2 separate regions of the Homo sapiens genome follow, and region 1 is linked to region 2. A link is a loop called in an ENCODE intact Hi-C map of the cell type or tissue named here. Cell type or tissue: heart left ventricle. All regions are shown on one strand. Links, peaks and the distances in the headings refer to the core of each region. The heading gives the core; the rest is flanking DNA.

The links. Peaks named below come from ENCODE experiments on the same cell type or tissue, not always from the same donor. Only the 100,000 strongest peaks of a DNase experiment are listed, where the experiment ranks them.
Region 1: a loop joins it to region 2, with 4 times the contacts of the local background. A loop is called at or near these places in 31 of 110 quality-filtered maps.

What each region holds. Positions count from the first base shown.
Region 1 is chr17:68,608,511-68,619,610 of GRCh38, forward strand. No RefSeq gene overlaps it. Among named protein-coding and RNA genes, the nearest start is that of FAM20A, 13 kb to the left of the region's middle. In heart left ventricle, for the core only: a CTCF peak has its summit at 5,641 (motif pointing left); no DNase peak of the experiment used is centred there.
Region 2 is chr17:68,534,653-68,545,752 of GRCh38, forward strand. FAM20A (FAM20A golgi associated secretory pathway pseudokinase) reads right to left here. Exons shown (of 11, transcript NM_017565.4): 5 at 8,977-9,069; 6 at 8,042-8,157; 7 at 7,333-7,513; 8 at 6,197-6,306; 9 at 5,233-5,314; 10 at 4,685-4,744; 11 at 464-3,089. The coding sequence ends at 2,825. It also overlaps a transcript of PRKAR1A not described here. Among named protein-coding and RNA genes, the nearest start is that of PRKAR1A, 28 kb to the left of the region's middle. In heart left ventricle, for the core only: CTCF peaks have their summits at 4,994 (motif pointing right) and 5,195; no DNase peak of the experiment used is centred there; H3K27ac peaks cover 1,802 bases.

The DNA.
Region 1 (11,100 bases), core at 2,002-10,001, 74 kb after region 2:
TAAATATATTAAAATGAAACACTAAAATTACCCAAATCATACAAAAGAAAGCAGAAAAGGGGAAAGAAGAACAAAAATATAGGAAATAAACAGAAAACAAATTATAAAATGGTAGCCCTAAATGCAAACATACTGATAATTATATTAAATATAAATGGCCTAGACACACCAATTAAAAGACAGAGATTTTCAGAATGAATTAAAAAACAACTCAATGTTATGCTGCCTACAAGAAACCCGGTGTATATATGACCACTGGTAACTTAAAAGGATAGAAAATGACATATCAGGCAAACACTAATTAAAAAGAATCTGGCATAATTATATTAGTATTACTCAAAGTAGCAATCAAAAAGACAATATACCAAGAAGTCATAATAATTCTAAATGTGTATGCCTCTAACAATACAGCTTCAAAGTACATGAAGTAAAACTGATAAAACTGAAAGGATAAATGGGAAAATTCAACAGTTATAGCTAAAGACTTTAGTGTTTCTTTTTCTGCCACTCACAGAGCAAGTAGACAGAATATCAGCAAGGATATAGAAGAACTGAAAAATACTATTGGCCAACTAAATCTAATTTAACATTCATAGGACACTTCACTCAAAAGCAGCCTAATACACATTATTTTTAAGTGTACATGACATTTACCAAGATGGACTATATCCTCCATTATAAAACAAGCATTTAAATTTAATATAATCAAATCTTACAAACTGTGCTCTCTGCTCATAATAGAAATAGACTGGAAATAAATGACAGAGAGATATCTGGTAAATCTCCAAACATCTGAAAACATAAACATGTACTTACCACATGACCCAGTAATCCACTGCTAGGTATTTACTCAAATGAATTGAAAACTTATGTGTGCATAAAAACCTACTTATGAAAGTTTTATAGCAGCTTTATTAATAATTGCCAACATTAAGTAGTGCATATGTCCTTCAGTGGGCAAATAGATAAACTGTTGTACATCATACAATGGAATACTACTTAGAAACAACAAAGAACAAAATATGGGTATACATGACAGCATTGATGCATCTCAAAGGCATTATGCTGAGTGATAGAATCCAGTCTCAAAAGGTTACATATTGTATGATTACATTTATATGATAGCCTAGAAATGGAAAAGCTATGGTGACAGAGAATAGATCATTGGCTGCCAGGCATTAGGGACCGTGATGAAGGTATGACTACAAAGGTACAGCATTAGGAAGTTGTTTTGGGTGATGGAACTATTCTATATCCTTATCATGATGGTGGTCATGTGAATCCATCCATGTGTTAAAACTGACAGAACTGTACATTAAAAAAAGGGCAACTTTATTGGCCCTATTGTTCAATTATGTTAAAACAAAATAAAATAAAATAAAAAACAAAGGTTGCATACCTCCATCCAAAAGAATTTTGCCTGTAGCCTGGCTCATAATAGCAAATAATTGCACAAAAAAGTAAACATCCATCTATAGGGAAATATGTTAATAAATTGTGGTATTATTATGTAATGAGCAGTTAAAATGAAGGAAGTACAACTGTATTTTCTCAGCAAAGATACATCTTTAAGTTGTAAGAAAACATGAATATGGGGTGTGTGTGTGTGTGTGTGTGTGTAGCAGTATGATACTATTTAGATAACCTTCAAAACTGGCAAACTAGGCCAGGCACAGTGGCTTACACCTATTACTCCAGCACTATGGGAGGCCAAGGAGAGAGGATCACTTGAGGCCAGGAGTTTGAGACCAGCCTGGGCAACATAATAGGACCCCTCTCTACAAAAAATTTTAAAAATTAGTCAGGTGCAATGGTGTTCATCTGTAGTCCTAGCTACATGGGAGGTTGAGGCAGGAGGATATCTTGAGCCCAGGAGTTTGAAGTTATAGTGAGCTATGATCATGCAACTGCACTCCAGTGCCTGGAGACCCTGTCTCTGAAAAAGAAACAAACAAAAAATTGGTAAAATTATAAAAACATGCATGAGAATAATGAATACTGTCTTAGTCAGTCTGCTGCTATAACAAATATACCATAGATTGGGTGGCTTAAATAAAAGAAATTTATTTTTCACAGTACTGGAGACTGGTAATTCCAACATCAAGGTGCTGGCAGATCCAGTGTCTGATGGGGACACTCTTCCTGGTTTGCAGATAGCCCTTTTTTCATTGTATCCTCACACACTGAAGAAAGAGTGAGCATTGGTCCTTTCATCCCCTAATAAGGGCACTAATCCCATTTATGAGGGCCCCATCCTCATACTCTAATTACCCCTTGATATGATTTGGATGTTTGACCCCTCCAAATCTTGTGTTGAAATTTTATCCCCATTGTTGGAAGTGGGGCCTAATGGGAGGTGTTTGTGTAATGGGAGCATATCCTTCATGAATATATTAATGTCTGGGAGGGTAAGGAAGACTGTTCTCATTCTATTAGTTTCCGGGAGAGCTGGTTGTTAAAAAAGAGCCTGGCATCTCCCTCCCCTCTCTCTTTTGCTTCCTCTCTATGGCCATGTAATCTCTGTACACACTGGCTCCTTTTCACCTTCTGCCATGAGTGGAAGCAACCTGAAGCCCTCACCAGAAGCAGATGTTGGTGCCATACTTCTTGTATAGTCTGCAGAACTGTGAGCCAAATAAACTTCTTTTCTTTATAAACCACCCAGCCTCAAGTATTTCTTTATAGCAACACTAAAATACTGAGACACCTCCCAAAGACCCCACCCCTTAATACCATCAAATTGGGGATTTAACATATGAATTTGAGGAGAACACAGATATTCAGTTCTTAGCAAACACCAAATTCAGCACAGTGATTACATATGGAATTAAAGTGAGAAAAAAGTGCTTGTTGAAGATTATACATGGGGCTTCAGCAGTAACTGAAATGATTTCTTAGAAAAAAGATCTGAAGCATATATTACAAAATGTTAAAATTTGACAAAGTTGGGTAGTGCTATATGGATGTTGGTCACATTATTCTCTATCACGTTATGACTCATTCTCTTTACTTTTCATATTTACAATATTTATTAAAAATCTGACTTGATTCATTTTGTGACCTCATATCCTGGACTATTCTAGGTTTTTAAAGAGACCATTGAAAGAAAGCGTTGGGCTTTGACATTAAGGTGAAGCAGGTTAATAAGCAGCAGCAGTCAAAGAAATTTGCTCTATTTTATTTTAAAGGAAATACATGGTAGAGGGCAAGGAATATGTGTAAGAGCAATTTCAACTTAAATTAACTGAGTTTATATTTTAAAAGGGGAAGAAATTCACAGATTTTATGCGTGGCTGCTTTCAGACTGTGCAATTCATCTGAACAGAACTCTTGCATATATTATGTGAGCTTTACATGCCAGACTGAACAACAACAGATGTGTTTTCCCTGTTTCAGTTTTTACTACCTTGACAGTACAGCTATTCTTAGAAGGTGGGAAGCTGGGACTTCTTGGGTCTTTAGAATGTCATGTCTTAAAGTATCATAACTGTTTTCTAGCAACTCCTAATCCACTGTATGAATTCACAGCTAGTGGGTGAGACAAACATTAAACAAATGTAACACAAATAAATATCTTGGTCTGGCTCAAAGTTCAGTGTCAGAACGTCAATACAGCTAAAATAAATAGAAATGACTCCAAAAAGCTTTGAAAATTAACATAGGTCTTCACTCAGTAATTTTTGAGGGAATGGAAAAGGAGAATTACATTATGGAGGTATACAATTGTTAGTATTCCTTTCTAAACATCCACAATACATGTCTCTCTCCACAAAGTTCAGGCTTTGTAATCTCCTTTTCCTTTTTACCCTCTCACCCCAATTCCCATAAACTCCTCCCCACCTATGCCTGTTCTCTTCTCTTTATTTCATCCCACTTCAGTCCTTTCATACATAGGGCAATAGTCTCCATTCTTAATGGCTTCTGTCTCCCTCTCCATTCCCAATGCAGTTCAGCCTGATGGAGGTCTATTAGCTGGCTGCGTAATTAAAGGACTCTTCTGTCTTGGAAGGAGAATTTCAAATATTTATATTTTTATGATATTTTAGTTCTGACAAATGAAGAATCATAAAATTATAAGTTACAGTGGGGACAGATACAATGACATCATCTTAACTCTCTTCGTGCTGCTTTTGTTTTTTAAATTTGGAAGCAAGGATGAAAGGTGTAAAAGATGATTAATCATTTTGGAAATAGATGCATGACTACAGCCTAAGTCTGTGGTGAACCAATCATGCTCTCTTCCTTTCTCTGCGTTAGACTAAGTCCTACATTTCACAACCTTCCACAGTGTTCACTTGATAACTAGGAAAAGGCAAATGGACCCCATGGCTTCTACACTCTCCCTCTGTTCTTTCACAGATGTATGCTGGCCATATTTTATGAACTGGAAATCTGGACTTAGGGTCAAACTCATGAAACAGGGTATTAAAAATCATAAGTCATCTATCCCAGAAGAGTCAGGAACTATAGTTGCCATAACTAGGCACATATGCTAAGCCCTCACTTCCCTTTGATGTTCTAGATGCAGCCTTAGAGGGAGAAGTCAGTGGACACAACTGGAGCCCATGGTATCAGGTCTGGACAAACCAGTTTCAAAGCTGAGTGCTCAGTTTTGCAAAGGAAGGCAGTAACTCTGACTAGCAGCAGTAGAATCTAGGCAGACAGAGGACTCAGTAGCACCATATCTTCATGATGTATTTATTTTTAATTCTACAAATAATATATGAATATTCTCTCTTTTTAAAATATTTGGACAATAGACAAAATTTTATAGTAATAAGTGAAAGTCTCCCTTCCTTCTTCCTCTTCCCTATCTGATTTTCTTCCCCACAGGTAACCATTGTTGGTTTGATATGACTCCTTCCAATGCTACATATACTCAGGTAGCTTTGCCTCTACCTTAATAGTAATCAGATAAATGCAAATTAAAACAATTGACAATAGATCATTTGTTTCTTATCACATTTTCATTGCAAAAAAAAAAAAAAACAACAACAAAATATCCAGAATTGACTAGGACTTGGGGAAGGAATTGTAAATTGAAGAAACTGTTCTGGAGGTTAATTTGGTAATGTAAATGCCTACAGACTTTATATCAGTCAGGATCCAGTTAGGAGATGAAAAGCATACCAATTATTTGAAAAGGAAAAATTTAATAAAAAGAATTATTAACTAGTAAAAGTGATAAGACACCTACCTGTAAAAGGGATCTAGAAGTAGCAGCTGCAAAAATTAAAAAAAGAAGCTGCTACATCTAAGCTGAGGAAAAGTGGATCTAAGGACTAGGAGGGTTCCCCTACCCTTAAGCCAAGGCTGAAGTTTAGACCTCGTTATAGAGAGCATGTTTACCACTGGAAAAAAACAGCCACTGTTGGTGAAGAAACTTTCTGGATAGCAGGCCATGTTGATCTGTCAAAGAGCCCATGGGAGGGGCTACCGATGCCTGAGGCCATGGTCAGAGCTACTGTGGAAACAACCACAGAGTGGTGGTGGTGGGGAGTGCGACTTGATAGTGTGGTTGGAGCTAGTTGGTGAAGGCTGCAGGGCTCCCATGCTGAAGTAAAATTGAGGACTGGGACCCAGAGAAGTGTCTTCCTGCCACTACTGCCTTGCAGAGTTCCTCCAGCGCCCTCTATTGACAAAGCCTATTATTGTGACAACTGGTAAAGGAGGAATGTCTAGAGGGTCCAGCTCCAGTTTCATAAAGCCCAACAGAGAAAGGTAGGTTTGGAACTGAGAGGCAACAAATTCGTAACTGGTACAGACTTTGACTTCTGAATTCCATTTATAAAAATTTGAGGAAATCATTAAAGTTGTATGTAAATATTTAGATAAAAAATGGTTATTACAGTATAGAAAAAAATGGAAATAAGTGTAATGTTTGAAAATTGAAAACTGAGCAAAATAATGGTTTATCTATAAGATTAAGCTGTATTTATTTATTTTCATAAAAAGATGTTTATATCACTAGATGGAAAAGGTGTGTTAATAACAATCATATCATTACCCATTAAAAACATACTTATATATATATTTCTATGTATGCATAGATTAAAACTTTGAGAAGTTTGGTGTCTTTCTTTTTTTTTTTTTTTTTTGAGATGGAGTCTCACTCTGTTGTTCAGGCTGGAGTGCAATGGTGTGATCTCGGTTCACTGCAAGCTCCGCCTCCCAGGTTCATGCCATTCTCCTGCCTCAGACTCCCGAGTAGCTGGGACTACAGGCGCCTGCCACCATGCTTAGCTTTTTTTTTTTTTTTTTTTTTAGTAGCAATGGGTTTTCACCATGTTAGCCAGGATGGTCACAATCTCCTGACCTTGTGATTCACATGCCTCAGCCTTCCAAAGTGCTGGGATTACAGGTGTGAGCCACCACGCCCAGCCTGTTTGGTGTGTTATACACCAGCTCCTTGGTATAATATCTGAGTTACAATCGTTCAATAAATATTTACTGAATAAATATATTAGCTTCCTCAGGCTACTGTAACAAATTGCTATAAAGTTGCCACAAGCAACAGACACGTGCTCTTCCGTAATTCTGGATGCCAGGAGTCTGAAATCAGAACACTTGCCATTACATATAGGGCCTACAAGATAATCCAGACTTGTCTCATTTTGAGATCCTTAACATAATTACATTTGTCTTTGCAAAGACCCTTTTCCCAAATAAGGTTACATTTACAAGTTTTGGGTGGATGTATCTTTTGGAAGGTGAGGTGAGGGATGAGTACCACTCAACCCATTGCATGCATAAATAAATATATAGCAACATTTTACATTGGTTTCTTTGGGTGGTGGGATTTATGAATAATCTGAATTTTCTTTTTCCTTTTTTTTACTTACTAGTATTTTATGATTTTTATGCAAAGATCTTTACACTACTTTAGAAATAAAAGGAAAGTAAAAATGTACTTGGCATATGAAAACTGAGAGACTACATTCAAAAATGCTGATTTGATCATCTTGAAGTTATGATTGAACCCATGGTTCACAAACTCCAAGTAGTTGTGTGCACTACAGAGAAGGAAACAGTAAGAGAAAATAAAGAGCCTCAGGAGGAGGGCAAAGTCATCACACAGAAACCTAAGTTAATTTATGTTCTATGGGTAAGCTACAGACCTCCCAGCCGAAAGCTGACACACGGAAGCTGATAACCAGAAATCCACGCTTAGCCTTCTGGGCATCTCTGAATTGAGCAAACTTGTGGTCTGCATAACACTTGCCATTTAGGACAGCAGTTTGGAATCTTCCTGCACTCCGGACCTCCTCTTCCCCTTCCTTTTTGTGTTACGATTCATTGATGAATTCTTAGAAGGTGCTGCTCCATTAAAATAGGAAGGTCTGTGACGTCAAAAGATCTGAGGATAAAAGGCATTTTAAAAGGCTGTCATCTTTCTTTTATTTAGAGAGGCAATCTTTTCAAAAGGAAAGACAGAAAAACATTGGAATTAGGGCATACTCATCTTTTTATTTCTCTTAAAGCAGTAGATATTTTATTTCCAGTCTCTTCTGGGGACTAGCTTTTTTTAAAATTTATTTATTTATTTATTTATTTATTCCAAAACCTGAAGTTTAAACCTCTATCTTAAAACATGGCCGAATATCAAGTGTTGGAGTCAAGATTCTAATGTCATCCGAGAAAAAACACAAATGTCATCTGGGCAGAAGATAATTTAAAAAATAGATTAATTAAAAATAATAACCACCTATTAATCAAAGAAAAAGGTCATGTATTATGATCTTTAAAAAGAGTTATCTGATTTCAGATTGACATCTGTTAACTCTGAGGTTAACATGTTAAAATGTCAGTGAAATGAGTGGATAAATACCTGAAATATAAAAGTACATGATAATTTTTAAACTAGAACAGGGGTTGGCAAATCTTTTCTGTTAGGGGGCAGATAGTAAATATTCTAGGTTTTGTAGGCCAAATGGTTTCTGTTGCAGTGACTCAACTCTGCTCTTGTACTACAAAAGCAGCCATAGAGAGTATTTAAACTAATGGGCAGGAATGTGTGCCAATAAAACTTTATTTAAAAAACAGATGAGAGGTCAGATTTAGCTTATGGGTGGTAGTTTGCTGACCTCCAAAGAGAACATCAGAGGTTTTCAATAGTACACCAATAATAGTGGCTCTCTGAAATTGAGGAAAGCAGATTTTTATCTGCTTTGTTGCTTTTCTTATAAGAAGGAAATGCCAACATATTTGCAGGTATTCATACTTTGTTTGGGAGATTAATTTGTGCTAAGTGATGATTGACATAAAAGGAAGGAAGAGAAAATGAACCTTTGTGAAATAAATGGTTGGATTCTCAGAAACAAGGACCTTTTCAATGAATTCTATTGACAATACTCTTGGCCATTATGTTCTGGGAACATATTTAATACCTGCCTTAGAAATTAATCTTGTTATATTGAGCTTTTACCATATGGAGTTATGTGTTGAATGATTGTGATTTATACCATAATATAGCTGAATCTGGACAGTATTCGGTAATGATGCACGCAAAGGGCCTCGAATGCATTCCTTTACTTGTGATGTTATTAATTCATTCTTACTCATTTTTCCTACATATTTGATTGCAAGATAAAACTTAAATGGAAAGTAAGACAACAGAAATGGACATTTTGGAAGGACTGTTGATGGAATATGGTTTTATTCTGGGTTAAGAGAGATAAAAAACCAGAGAGGACTGAGCACATGAATTGGAAAGTGAACTGCTTTGAGTAAGAACATCTGTGTTTGGCAGTTTTGGTAAGTTGAAGAAATCATTAACCTACCTCTTCACTTTGAAAGTAAATGATTTTATACATATTTAATCAAATCAAATAATACATGTTAACTTGTACAGCCTCTTAATATCCAGCTGGGTTTTCTGGCAAGGAGATGCTGAAACAGAGTTAGGTCGTCAAAAGATTAGTTGGGCAGAAGGAACTAAGATCAGATAGATGGTGATGCAGGTCTGATGGTGTCTATCAGCCCAATAGAGAGCTCTGGAACAAAGAGGGCCTGTTAGAGAAGTCCTGTTATGGGTAGAAGTTTTGTGTCATGCATTGTTCAATCATTGGCAGAGCTGCACTGAGAAGTGATCTTCACTTACTGTGTTACTCAGTGATTGGCCAGGAGCTAGCCCAAGAAGAGTATGACCTTAAAATGGAGGTAGACCGTGATGGAGCTGTTAACCAATCCCACTCCTTTCAGCTAGGCAGTGAGTCCTTTCTCACCTCACACTTCTTGTAGCTAGGAATCTGAGCAGGCCATCTCTAGGTCTGACACATCGTTTTAACTTTCTCTCTCTTCCTTCCAAGTCTCATTGGCTGACTTCTCTCCCTCTGCTTTTTGCATTGAGGTTCTCTAGAAATCAGTGCTTATTTTCCTCCCCATCGTATAGATTATTTCTGGAAGATCTCTTCCACTTCCATGGCTCTAACGTGACCTCTCATCCTCTGTGGGGATTACCTATAAACTGATAGTGATTTAATGTATCATTTAGGATTGTACTTTGGGGGATAAAACATAAAACCGAAATGTAAAACAAGTCTGGGGGTGCTCAGTCCAGGGTTGGTACGGAGGCTCCACAGTAATTAGGAATCAAGGGTCCTCTTATCTTTCTGCTCTATTTTCCTGCTATATGGCTTCCATCTTCAAGGTCACATCATGGCCAAAATGGCTGCTGGAGCTCCAGCTATCACATTCTTGACCTCAGCAGAAGAAAAAAGGAAGAATGAGAGGGCAAAAAGTCTACCTCCCATTTGAGTTACACTAGTTAAAGTAGTTTTCTTAAAAGTCCCACACAGCATTCCTACTTAACATTAATGAACAGAACATAGTCACATGGCTACATCTAGTTACTAGGGAAACTGAGAAACGTATTTTTTTTTTTTTTTTTTAACATTGTAGCCTCTGCAGGAGAGGAAATCATGCAAGAAGGGGTTTGGGATGGGTATTGAGCATGTACATCCCAGTATCTTTCACACTCCCAAACCTGGGTTTCCAAATCTTTCTTCTGAGTTTTGGAAACATGTATTTCCCTGGCTACTAGATATTTCCACCTGTATGTTACATGGGCAACTAATTTGAACATGTGCTAAACTGAACTCCAGTATATTGACCCACAATAATTACAGTCTTCCCTTTTATACAATTATGCCGTTAACTACTTGGTCAACCTACGTTCTCATTTTTATACTTTTCTGTTTCCCTCAATTTCCATACTCAATCTTATGAATTCTCTCCTAATTATTTTTCGAATATATCCTTTCCCCTCCATTGCCACTTTCAGAGTCTTTGTTCAGGACCTCATGATTTTCTGACTAGAGAATTTTTATTTTGCTTTACTAATCTCAGTCTTGAACATTCTGATCCATCCTTCATAATGTTGCTGAAGCTATTTTTGCAAAACACAAATCTGATCATCCTGTTCCACAGCTGAGAGTCTTACACCATCTACACTATTAAGGCCAAGCTCTTTCAGAAGGCATCTTTCATGATCTGACAACTGCTTCTACTTTGGCTTTATCATTGGCCATGTCTTACCATGTACTCTGTGTCTCATCCATGCCATGGTGAAATGGCCAGAACACCCAGGCAGAGCTAAGCCATGTTAAGACAAATCTGAAATTCTGTCTGTCTCACCTATCTGTACTATACCCCCTACTTTGGAGCTCTTGGAACTCATGTCCTTCTAACAAAGCTCAGCGGAGTTCTTCATCCTAATGAAAATGACAAAAGGCTTCTTGATGTTAGGCGAAAACTGATGAGTTGGATTTGCATATGTTGCATTAAGCTGATGGTATGAAATCCAGGTGGAAACATCTGGTGCCCTGAGAGTCTAGGGGGTGGGGAAGTTTGCAAATAAAGATTTTCATAAGGTCAGCATAGACCTCACAATATATTCTGTGAAAATGGATGAGGCAGAAAGTTTCAGAGGAATGCTTCAATGTATTTGGTTGCAAATAATACAAACATAGCCAATAGTTCCCTACTTATATCTATACCTGTTGCCATTCCAGTATGTGTGTAGTTGTAATATTGACTTGGCAGTTCCAGATGTCAGGACACAGCACTGGCTTCTGTATTCTTCTTGACCTTTTCTCATGG
Region 2 (11,100 bases), core at 1,440-9,439:
AGTGTTCCTAAGTGAAAGAAGGCTGTGTTGTGCCATATGTAGAAAATATGTATATTGGATGTTTCTTTTAGGTCTGGGTTACAGTGCTGTTTGCCATGAGTACAATGTTAATGAATCAGTATATATTAAATAAAGTGTCTTAAACATGCGTTAACATAAAACACGCACACAGCAAGATTATGTATTGATCGGTCAATAAAAATGTAACTAGAGACTCCCAGCAACCTAACCCTGTATTTCCCCTAGGAGCAATGTTCAGTATTTGCCAATGCAGTGTTTGTGGTGACTTTATGGAACATAAAACTAACTCGTAAGAGAATGACTAATTTTTTTGTAATATTCAAACTCATATTGTCTTCCTGGCTTTTGAGAAGGCTAAAACGAATTCTTCCAAATGCCTCTTTCCATCAGTACAGTTCCCGTTCATTTTTTAGTTTGCTGTCAGTAGTAACTTGAAAAGTTCTCAGAGTCAAGAGACTTTTTATTTCATGGGAGGTAAACAGTTCAAAATGAACATGCTGGAAGAACTCGAGTAAGAATGAAACGGTTGGTTTTCTGATATTTTTGAGAAATGAGTCTTAATTTTGTTACTAATCAAAAAGTAATGGAAGGTTGAAAGATAAGTGAATAATAAGGTAGGTGTACCACATATCATGGTGAAATTCAAGCCTATTGCTTTCTGTTTGTAGAGTGCAGCAAAATGTGTATATAGGCCATTGGAAAACCAGTCCTTCGTTATAGGAGGTGGCGGGTTTTGAGGTAGAGCTGTAGCCTGCTTTCCTGAGAGTCTTATTTGGAAGTCCCAAACCATTTTGTGCTATTCTTTGAATGTTTTTACCCAGATATTTTCCCATTTCTGTGTGTGATCTCCTGGTTCTTCATCCACAGGGAAGAAACATCTTGAAGCAGGAGAGACAGTGAATGAAGTGGGGAGCCCTATGCTGCAGTAGGGCCACAACAGTTAAGGAAATCTTTGGGATTAAGGTTTCTCTGTTAAAGAGTTGATTTAAAAAAAAATTTTTTTTTTTTTGTATTTTTTTGTAGAGACAGGGTTTTGTCATGTTACCCAGGCTGGTCTCGAGCTCCTGAGACCAAGCGATCTGCCTGTTTAGGCCCAAAGTGCTGGGATTACAGGTGTGAGCCCATGCCCAGCTGATTTTTTTTTTAAGCAAACAAATTTGACTTCATAAATTGGGTGGGATACTGTTGGGTTTTGTGTTACAGTGAAAAGAAGACTTTGGAATAGGTCTAAACCACTAAATTGTGTGATTTTGCTTACTCTCTCTGAGATTTAAAGTTCTTCCATGCACATTGGAGGATGGGGGTTGTATCTGTGTTTGAGAGGATTGGAAACCTGTGTGTTGCTTCTGTAGCGTTGGTGAGTGCCTCACCTGGTCAGATCTCAGTGAATGGTAGTGATTTTAGAGAGACACAAAGTCCAGGGGCAGCATACCAGTCATGTGGGGGTACCACGGGGTCAGAAGTGTTATTTGTCCAGTCGAGGCTATCTTTGCTCACACTGCAGAAAGCTTGGAGACATTTCTGGTTCTTGACCTTGTACTCTCTTTAGTGACAGCTCCATTCTATTCTCATGCTTACAGTATTTGAACTCTGGCCTTTACTGGAAAAGTTGATTTGATGAAATGAGGCATTTTTACTTTTGTTGACTGACTAGTCACTCCATGGAATGAAGACCTTACTGTCCTTTGTGTTTTCGGTCATTAATTATGGAATAAGAAACAAAGCCTCCTATTAAAAGGAGTTTCAGATATCAACAAGTCAGGGAGAAGGTAGAGGAGACAAGGAATCCCTACTACACTTTCTTCTAAGGGAGGCTTCAATAAAAAACCTGACTTAGTCTTTTTTGAGCCAGCCGTCACAGGGAGGGGCATCTAGAGGGCCTCACCTTTCCACATAGCCCCTTTCTTCTTTTGGGGATGGGCCGGGGACAATCCTGGGGTCTTAGGGAAGAAGATTGTGGTTGGTGGGCTGTAGTCAGCCTTGGCTCTTTTCCTGCCTTACTCCAGGCTTGTGTCCCTGCTAGGCCTGTTCCCATGCCATCCTGACCTTGGAGGACTTTCCTTTTTTTTTCCTTCGTTGTAATTATTTATTCTGTTACTGGCTGCTTAGTGTGACATATTTGATGTTATTTCAATTGTAATACTCTTCAAATTGGAACACTCCTTTTCTGATATTCTTAGCAAATCCCTCTTTTATTTTTGCCACTTGTTATAATATCTCTAAGAAGTTACTCCAGGACCGGGCAGTAGGGATTACTGATTCAGATGGGTCCAGTGACTAGAATATGAGTAGAAAGTGTGAGGTCTAATTTGAACCTGTCAGAGTTACTGTTGCCTGCGCTGGCCCAAAGTGCAGATTTTTAGTCAGCTTGTGATAGGCCAGGTGTTTTGTCTGGACCAGGAGTTATCTTTGACTTGTAGCTAGAATAAGGATCCTGAGAAGTCAGGTATCCACTTGATGTCCTTTTATTTGACTTGTTACCATTAGTACTCTCCTGGGATCAAGGCTGCCAAGCCTGACCTATACCCAGATTTCCCAGTGCACTCAGGAGATCGTCGGTGGCCTTGATGAAGCCAGTGCTTTTTGGGAAAAACGGAGCAAGGCAACGCACGACAGAAGCGGTGCACCAAGGAGTAAAGATTCAGTTCCATGGGCCCCACTTGCTGTTTGAGAAAATGTCCTGCTTCCTTCCTAGCTGACTTGACTCCCAGCAGTAACAGGTGGGAGTGAGGACGCAGGGTCGGCACTCGAGTCGACTGCTCTGGCTCCAGGCGTATTTTCTGAAACTGGACTCTGCCAGCCCTTAGCTTGTCAAGTTAGCCTGGCCAGAGTCTGGGGCCAACTGTTCCACTGGGCCGTCGACTATGACACTCTGCTGTCCATGGGCCACTATGCACCCCTCCACTGTCCTTAGGATGGTTTGGAGCCTTCGATCCAGGGCAAGGAGGTGGGGTTCAGTGAGGACAGGGCTGAGCTGGTCTTCCAGCAGTGATTCTCGCATCACATCGCTGAGTCTGTAGTCAGCTTGGGCCAGCAGCTGCAGGTGCAAAAGTGTTTTCTTTTTTATCCTGAAAAGACAAAGTTACAGGAACCAAATAAGCAAATGTAAAGAAAATAACTTGCCTGAACTTCTTTCCCCACAAACAGCTGTTGTAGCTGATACTCTTGGCGCCTCTCCTTGTGTCTTCTCAGGCACATTTTAATGGAAACCAGGTAAAAAGGGAACAAATGAAAGGCAAAATCCAGTATCCTGCAGTCCTTTGCCCAATTGCGATTTGGTCAAGAGCCTGCATAGCCATTTGTGCTCTAATAATGGTGATGCTGGGCTATATGCATTTTCTCTGACAACGCTAAGGGAATCAAAACCAAAGTGATACTTAGGATTTTTCAAGGAGATTTAAAGCTAATGGGAGAAGTTTCTAGTAGGTGAATTGATGAGCTATTTGCTGTCTCAAAATCCCCCAGTACTGCCAGCCTTTAAGTTGTTTCTTGCTAACTTTATTTCTGTTTGTCAGATTTTAAAATCACAGAGATGAAAATGTGGTAGGACCCATCTTTAGGATTTCAGTTTCTTTTTATGTGGGAATCTGACTTGGACTCTGATGTGTAAGCAGCTTAATTGACTTTTGTCAAAAACAGGTACTGCTCATCCAGTCCTGCTCTGGAGGCAGGGAAGGGAGGCCAGAGGGAAGCATGTTTAAATTAACCTAAGACATAGATGAGGAATACTCATGCTCTACTCCGAGTTTTCCAGCTGGAAACAAATGAGATGTTTTTGCTAGGTGTGAATATCATATTTATAATTAGCTCTGCATACTGCAGCTGAGCAGGTGGTCAATTTTACAAGCCTGGCTGAAACACTGGAGAAGTGTGGAAGTAAGTTAGACATTCTCTAGAGAAATGGTGGCCAAGCAAGGGCCTTCGTGCCTTCTTCCAGTCTGCACAGGTTTACAGGACTTTAATCAGGGTTTTGCTTAGATGGTGATCAAGTAGTAATATTTATGAGCCGATATGAATGCTGGGCAAAGCAGAGGTCTGATTAGTAATATCAAAACCCAGCAGACTGCAAAAATAGGTGATTATCTGAGTGGGTCAACGATTAAAGTTGGCAATTGAAAGGTTTAAAGGATTAAATCCTAATTCATCCTATGTGGAAGGATGAAAAAGACAAAACGTTGTGGGGGAAATTTTGATAGTTGTAGTACAGTCATGAATCGCTTAGTGATGGGGATATGTTCTGAGAAATGTATCCTTAAGCGCAGGTTTTGTCACGGTGTGAACATCAGAGAGTGTACTCACACAAACCTAGATGGTGTAGCCTCCTGCACTCTTAGGCTATATGATAACTGCTTGTAGGCTACAAAACCTTTACAACACAGTGGTGGATAGCTGTGTATATAAACATAGAAAAGATAGTAAAACTGTAAAATGCAGTAAAAATACCATATTATTAATCTTATGAGACCACCGTCATATATGCAGTCTGTCATTGGCTGAGATGTCATGCAGTGCACAAATGTGTAGGAAATAAGGTGATTCATGTCATTCTACCCACTTACGTCCTGGACCAGTGAAAACTGGAAGCCCTTCAGACCTTGGCTGCAAGCAGCATGAAGGGTCACAACTGTTACTTGCCCGTATTATCTGCTGCAGGAAAACTTACATGCAGCACTGGGAGAGAGGCGAGAGGATGGAGATTTCATCATGGGAGTGTCGTCCGAACCTAGGAGGAGAAACAGGCTTTTATGGGTGGCCGGCAGCATCCTTTGCATTCCCCTGAGGCTTCCTCTCTCCTCTCAGCATTTTGTGAATCAGAGATTGGGGTAAAATGCCAGGGATCATGGCAGCTGCCTCTCCAGCCCCTCTCCCCAGTCAGATCACAAAAGCATCTGTACAGAGATGTTAGAGCTAAGCAATCCTTCATTCATTCACTAGCTGCAGAGGGCCAGCCACTGAGGATGCACCTTGCTCTCGAAAACCTCACCCTATTTCACTAGAGGGCACACGAGTGCTCTCAGGCTGGAGGAGGATCAAGTGGTTCTTGCAAAGGTAAAGAGAAAGAAGGAAATGGAAGAAGCCGGGCTCGAAGGAGACAAGGCACGTGGTGGTGGAGGCCCTCATTTGCAGGGCGTCTGTTTCCCCCGAGCAGCTGGCTGCACAGAGCAGCACATCTGGGAGAGGGGATTGTTGAACACACGTGGGGAAGCTCACCCTCTGGCGTTGTCAAGGTGAATAAGGAACCCATCATCCCCGAACTTGGTGAACATCTCATAATGGTGCCGGTCCATATTCCCTGTGAAGGAGGGGAGGACTTAGCTGGAACCAGCAGGCCAGGGGGACAGGTGCTCCTGACCTGAGTTCTCTCCAGGGAACGGAGGCCTGTCATCACTTGAGAGACAGGGGTGTGAACGAAGCTGGGCCTCACACTGTCATTTCCTCAGGGCCATCAGTGAAGCAGCCGCAGGAGGGAGAAGGAAGCGAAACAAGCAAACCCTAAATGGACTGGCTTCAAGTCTAAGGCTTTCACCCCTGCCCCTGCCCCTACTCCAGCCTTTGGCCAGAGATTTGAATGTGCAGAAAGTCATCTTTTCACCTCGTGTATGTATTGACATTGGCTTTCCTCAGCCCAGAGATCCTCAGCTGATCCTGGTTATAGTAAACAGACACAGCTAAACTTCCTGAAAGGCACGATGATGAGCCAGCTGTCTGACTTGCTTCCGACCTAAGCTCCTGTATGACGGCCACCTTCATAAGTGTCTCGTCTCCCTAGAAGTCCCTGTGGGCCTGGAAGGTGGAATTACTAGTCTTGTGTGTCCGTGGCCTCGCCTGAGGCCCTCCCTGCTACATATTTGTGTACTTTCTTCCCTTCCTACCTGGTTTCCCCTCACTTGGTGAAGTGAACATACAGCTTCCAATCTGACGCCCACTCAGGCCCGTGGCAGGGTGAGATGCCTGCCTTATGAGTGACGACCCCTTGAGCTTCTTCCAGTTCTTTGAAGAGAGGGGAGCCTGTTACCTTCTGTCCTCTGGGACCTCCGCCACTTCTGAGGCTGTGGGAGGTGCAGAGTTACTCAGTCCTCATGAACCAGGTTGTAAGTTTGTGCTCAAGGTCACGGGGAACCCTAGCCACATAGCAGAGCCCACTTCTGCTGGGGGCCTGCGTGTGGGGACCTACCTATCAAGAAGTCGAAGATGGCCATGTCGATGACATTGAGGAGCCGCTGGCTGTTGTTGTACGGGTAGATCTGTTTCACTGTGTCACAGTAAAGGGGATTGACCTCCCACCTGAGGGGGAGAAGAAGTCCTGGGGCTGGAAAAGCCAAGATGGCAGGGTGTCGGGGGTCTCCCCACACCTCCCCCTGCCCCCCCAATCCCTGCCTCCCTGATCCTGCCCTGGGCTGGTGGCAGCTTCTAAAATTCAGAAAGGCCCTGGGCAAGGACGCGTAAGGCTGCATATTCCGTGTGGTGAGAAGGTCCTGGGTCCTTTAAGTCTGGTGGACACTAAACCCATGGTTGGGATACTGTGTGCCAGAGGGGAGAGGCCGGGGCAGGCAGGAAAGGAGGAGGTAGTGACCCTCACCTGCTTCCTCGTCCCTCCACAGTCCCTCTCACCAAGCCTCTTGGACCCTGCGCCACTCATAGCACCTCCATGGGCTGTTCCTGCCCTTTCTCTCTCACACATGGTTTTCTGCCTACAATGCTCCGATGCCCATTTTCATCCGAGGGCTCTTCTCAGCCTTCACAGAGTCCCTTAGGATCTGTCATGTCCTCCAGAAATTCTGCCTGGTTACTTCTTTTCCCACGATGATCATGACGGCTTGACTGATGGATCGATTCACTCAGTCAGCTAGTGTGGAGTACCTGCTATGTGCCAGGGAGGGTGCTAGGTCCTGGGGATACAGCAGTGAGGTCCTTGGTCTCCCAGGGCTTGCTCGGGAACCAGGTGTCCCTCCCATGGGATTCTCGTGTGCTCCCTGGTTATAGCAAGTGCTGTGCTGTGTTTTCGTGATCTGGCTACATGTCTGTTCTCCCCACTAGACCAAGGAGCTTCTCAAGGAGAGAGTCTGAGTCTTCCATTTCTGTATCCCATAACACCTAGTGTTGGGTATATGGAAGGTTCTTTAGAACTGAATAAATGAACTAAAGGGGAGAACAGACCCAGGCCTGCTGATCCCAGGATCAATATGAAATGGGGCAAAGGAGTATTGAGGCAGCTTTTCAGATTCAAAAGCCAAGCTAGCAACAAGTCCCTGGTACAGGGTCTGTGGCTACTGTCAAGGACTGGGCTGTGTGGCCTGGGGACCAACTCACTCCTCTTTTCCTGCCAGTGTGTAGGAGCGGATCCAGGGGTTGGGCACAGACAGCCTGGGGGCCAGGTTGAGGGACGGCAGGAAGGCAGAGAGGGAACCCTCCAGCAGGTGTGGGTTGCCACAGACAGCATACTCCGTCTTGCACATGTATGGACACTTGGCGAAGAAGCACACGTTGCTCGCTGGAGGATGGGGAGGAGAGAGGAGGAGTAAGTGGAGGGCTCTGGAGGCATGACATCTTCCTGGCCTAGGAAATCCACTGGGAGGGAAGGGAAACCCTGAACTCACAGCTCGGGAAGAGAAAGAAGAAGAAGGAAACATTGACTTTTCCAGAAGTGAGGGTGTGAATGCTACTAAGCTGAACCTCCTGGGAACCTGCTTTCAAATGTCCCAACCTTACTGCATTCTATCCTTATGAGTAGAACACTCTTTATTACCCTGGGTGGATAACCTCTGGTTCCGGGGAGGCCAGCATTGTAGGGTCAATGCCCACACAGACTAGGTAGCATCTCAAACACAACCTTTCCCATCCAGTTCATCTTGTGTTATGGTCAGGCAGACCATGGTGGGAGTGTCTTACAACTTCATACGCCCATCCCAGTAATGGATAGTGCTAGCAGCAGGGTGTCAGGCCACTGATGAATGGAGGGGTGGACACTCTGGCTTACGATCTACTCAGACCCGGAATATCACTCGGGCCAGTACTCTACCTGGAGAGACAAAGAAAACACTCTGCAGGATTTCATTCTTGGTGACCTCTAGGATTTCCTTGGTGACATTTACTATCCTCCCCACTGTTGGCGGCACCCGTCGGAAGTCCAGAATCCTGCAAGAGAGGAAGCTCTGTTCCATCTGAGGGATGATCAGGGAGTGAGGAGGAGGGGTTTTGTCCCCCGGCCAGTGCACATTAGGAATTGGCTGGTGTACCCAGGAGGGTGGCCGGTGAGGCGTGACTCTGCACTGTTGAGCTGGTAGTGCCCAGGTCAACACTGGGCCTTTAAACCTAGGTCTAAAGGAGTGGAGATGGAGTTGAAAATGAATCCTTATTCCGTCAAGCCTCCTGGGCAAACCTTCCCACCATCCCAACTCTGTTCTTGGTCAGTGCTTCTCATATTTTAATGTTCCTGTGAGTCACCTGGCAATCTTGTTCAAATACAGGGTCTGATTGAGTGGTTCTAGGGTGGGGCTGAGATTTCTTATTTCTAAAAAGCTTCTTGGAAGTGCCCATGACGCTACAGACCACACTTTGGGTAGCAATGACTGAGCAAATAGAGGGAGTGGAATGTTTAGGAATGTGCTTTCACCTAATATCATAACAGTGAGACTCCTTGGATAAATAGGAGTGGGTGCATTCTCCTCGCTCTCAGATCAGGAAACTAGAGCAACTGCCCCAAGCAGCATGGCGGGAAGCGTGTTCTTTGTAAATTGTTCTTTTCGTTACATTCGTTAAAAGGCCTTGTGTTTTTCAATCTGGGGGGTTGCATGGGACATTTTGAGTTCAAAGACACCACGATGAGGCACGAAGAAGATAGAAAGCCAGAAGGAAGAAATGCCAGGGAGTTCCCACCTTGAGGGTCTGTCTAGCCACCCCTCCCAGAGGATTGGTCCTTATAGGCAATGCCATCTCCATGGGGCCAGACCCTACCTGTCCAGATGGAAAGCTGCGATCTCAGCATTGTGTCTCTGAAAGTCAATGAAGTAGAAGAAGTCCACTGGTGTCTCCTCATCTCGCTGCTGTCTGGAAGGAAGGAAGGAATCACGCCCTGGACTCAGACTTCAGCTGGGAGCCTGAGAAGAGAGCTGATGAGCATGACCAGCGAGAAAGGAAAACGGGCTTTTATGCTTTTCATGTACACACAGGCGATGGCACGGCAAGTCAGGAATGGCCTGTGGCTCCCTTCGCCAGGAGAAGACAAGCAAAGTGGGAGGAGACAGGCTTCTTGCAAGACACTGTCCTGCAGGCACCACCAATACCAAGTTTCCTGCTTAAGAAGCTTTGGTGACAGTGGCTGATTATTTTCAAAACCCAGCAGTTGAGAGGGAAGAAATAGACATTCTTCTGCAGGTATAAACAGAAGAGAGGGGAATGGTTAGCAGAACCAGAGGTAGTGCAGATCCAGATGTCCAAGGATGAAGAAAGGTGGGGTATGAGCCAGGAATTGGTAATGGAAAAGTGGCCCAGAAATGCAACTTAGTATGCTGGGGTTGAAGAACAGAAAAGTTCTGGGTCTTAGGGGGATGTGGGGGAAATACGTGGACCATCATCCCCTCAGAGAAACACAGCCGGATCATGAGGGCTGGGGGCAGCTGGTGCAGAGGATATTGATTTATATACATTAAATCTCTAATGAATTCCTGAAAAGCGCCAGGCTGCCTGAGAGTGGTGGGGCCTGCTGGGTGTGTACATTCATGAAAGTGCTTTTTAATCCTTAAGGGCCTTGTGGTGTGAGTTCTGGCCTCTAGGCTGACTTTGCCTCGAGGCTAATAAACATGGAAGAATGATGATCTTCGAATAATTTTATAATCCACTGTGTGGGACTGTTGAAACGACTGCAAGGCGATTTAGATGTAAATAAACGTGATGTTGCAGAAATCTATAAATAAGAAGCACTGGCAATTTAAACCGTGTTGTGCATTTTGCCAAAAAACACGAGTGAGTCCTGGAAACCACAGTGAGGTGCTGCCAAAAGTAGAGATTCTATTTTAAAAGGTGCAGCCACCGTTACAGCACAACCCTCCGTGCTCAGGCCTGGCCAGCTTATCATCATCACTGGATGTCCAGGCTAGCAAGGACAATCCCTCTTCCCAGTCTCATTTTAATTCCTGAGTCCCATCTGTAGGAACATATCATCTTTCAGACACCTTTTAGGTTCTTCTAAAACATTTTCTCATTTTTGTATGATGTAAGATAAGAAGTAATTTTAAATTCAAAGGTTGTTTTTACTTTAGATCAGTGCTTCTCATACTTTGAGAAGCACTAATGCACGTCTCATTGCACATTATATTGTATACATTACATTTTAAAAATATAAATCTTTATGTTCCTAATGTATATTTTCCAAAGTTAAAGTTCTACATTCTCTCTTTAATCAGAAAAAAATGGTGTTCGCCTTAAATTACTTACAGAAAAATACAAAGCGCATAATTTTTCAAGAGATACATTTTAAAATGATAGTATTTTAGATTTGGGACTGAATTTTATAAAAATGTAGATTACACTGTGTTATGGTATGAAAATAGATAAAATTGGTCCTGTCACTGAATGTTGGAGGGTTTTGCATTGTATTTCGGAAAAAAGCTGGCTAGTTGGAACAATTTTTGTATAGACACACTTCGGAGATATTGCAGGTTTGCTTCTAGACCACCACAATGAAGCAAATATGGCAATAAAGTCATTCATGCACATTTTTTGGTTCCCCACCCAAGGCATATAAAAGTTACGTTTCATTATACTGGAGTCCAATAAATATGCAATAGCATTATGTCTGAAAAATGTATACATCTTAATGGAAAAAGCACTTTATTGCTAAAAAATGCTAACACTCTTCTGAGCCTTCAGCAAGTCATAATCTTTTTGCTGACTGACTGGGGTGGTGGTTGCTGAAGGTTGGTGAGGCTGTGGCAACTTTTAAAAATAAGACAATAATGAAGTTTGCTGCATCGATTCACAAAAGATGTATCTGTAGCACGCAATGCTGTTTGATAGCATTTTACCCAAAGTAGAACTTCTGTCAAAATTGAAGTCAGTCCTCTCAAACCCTGCTGCTGC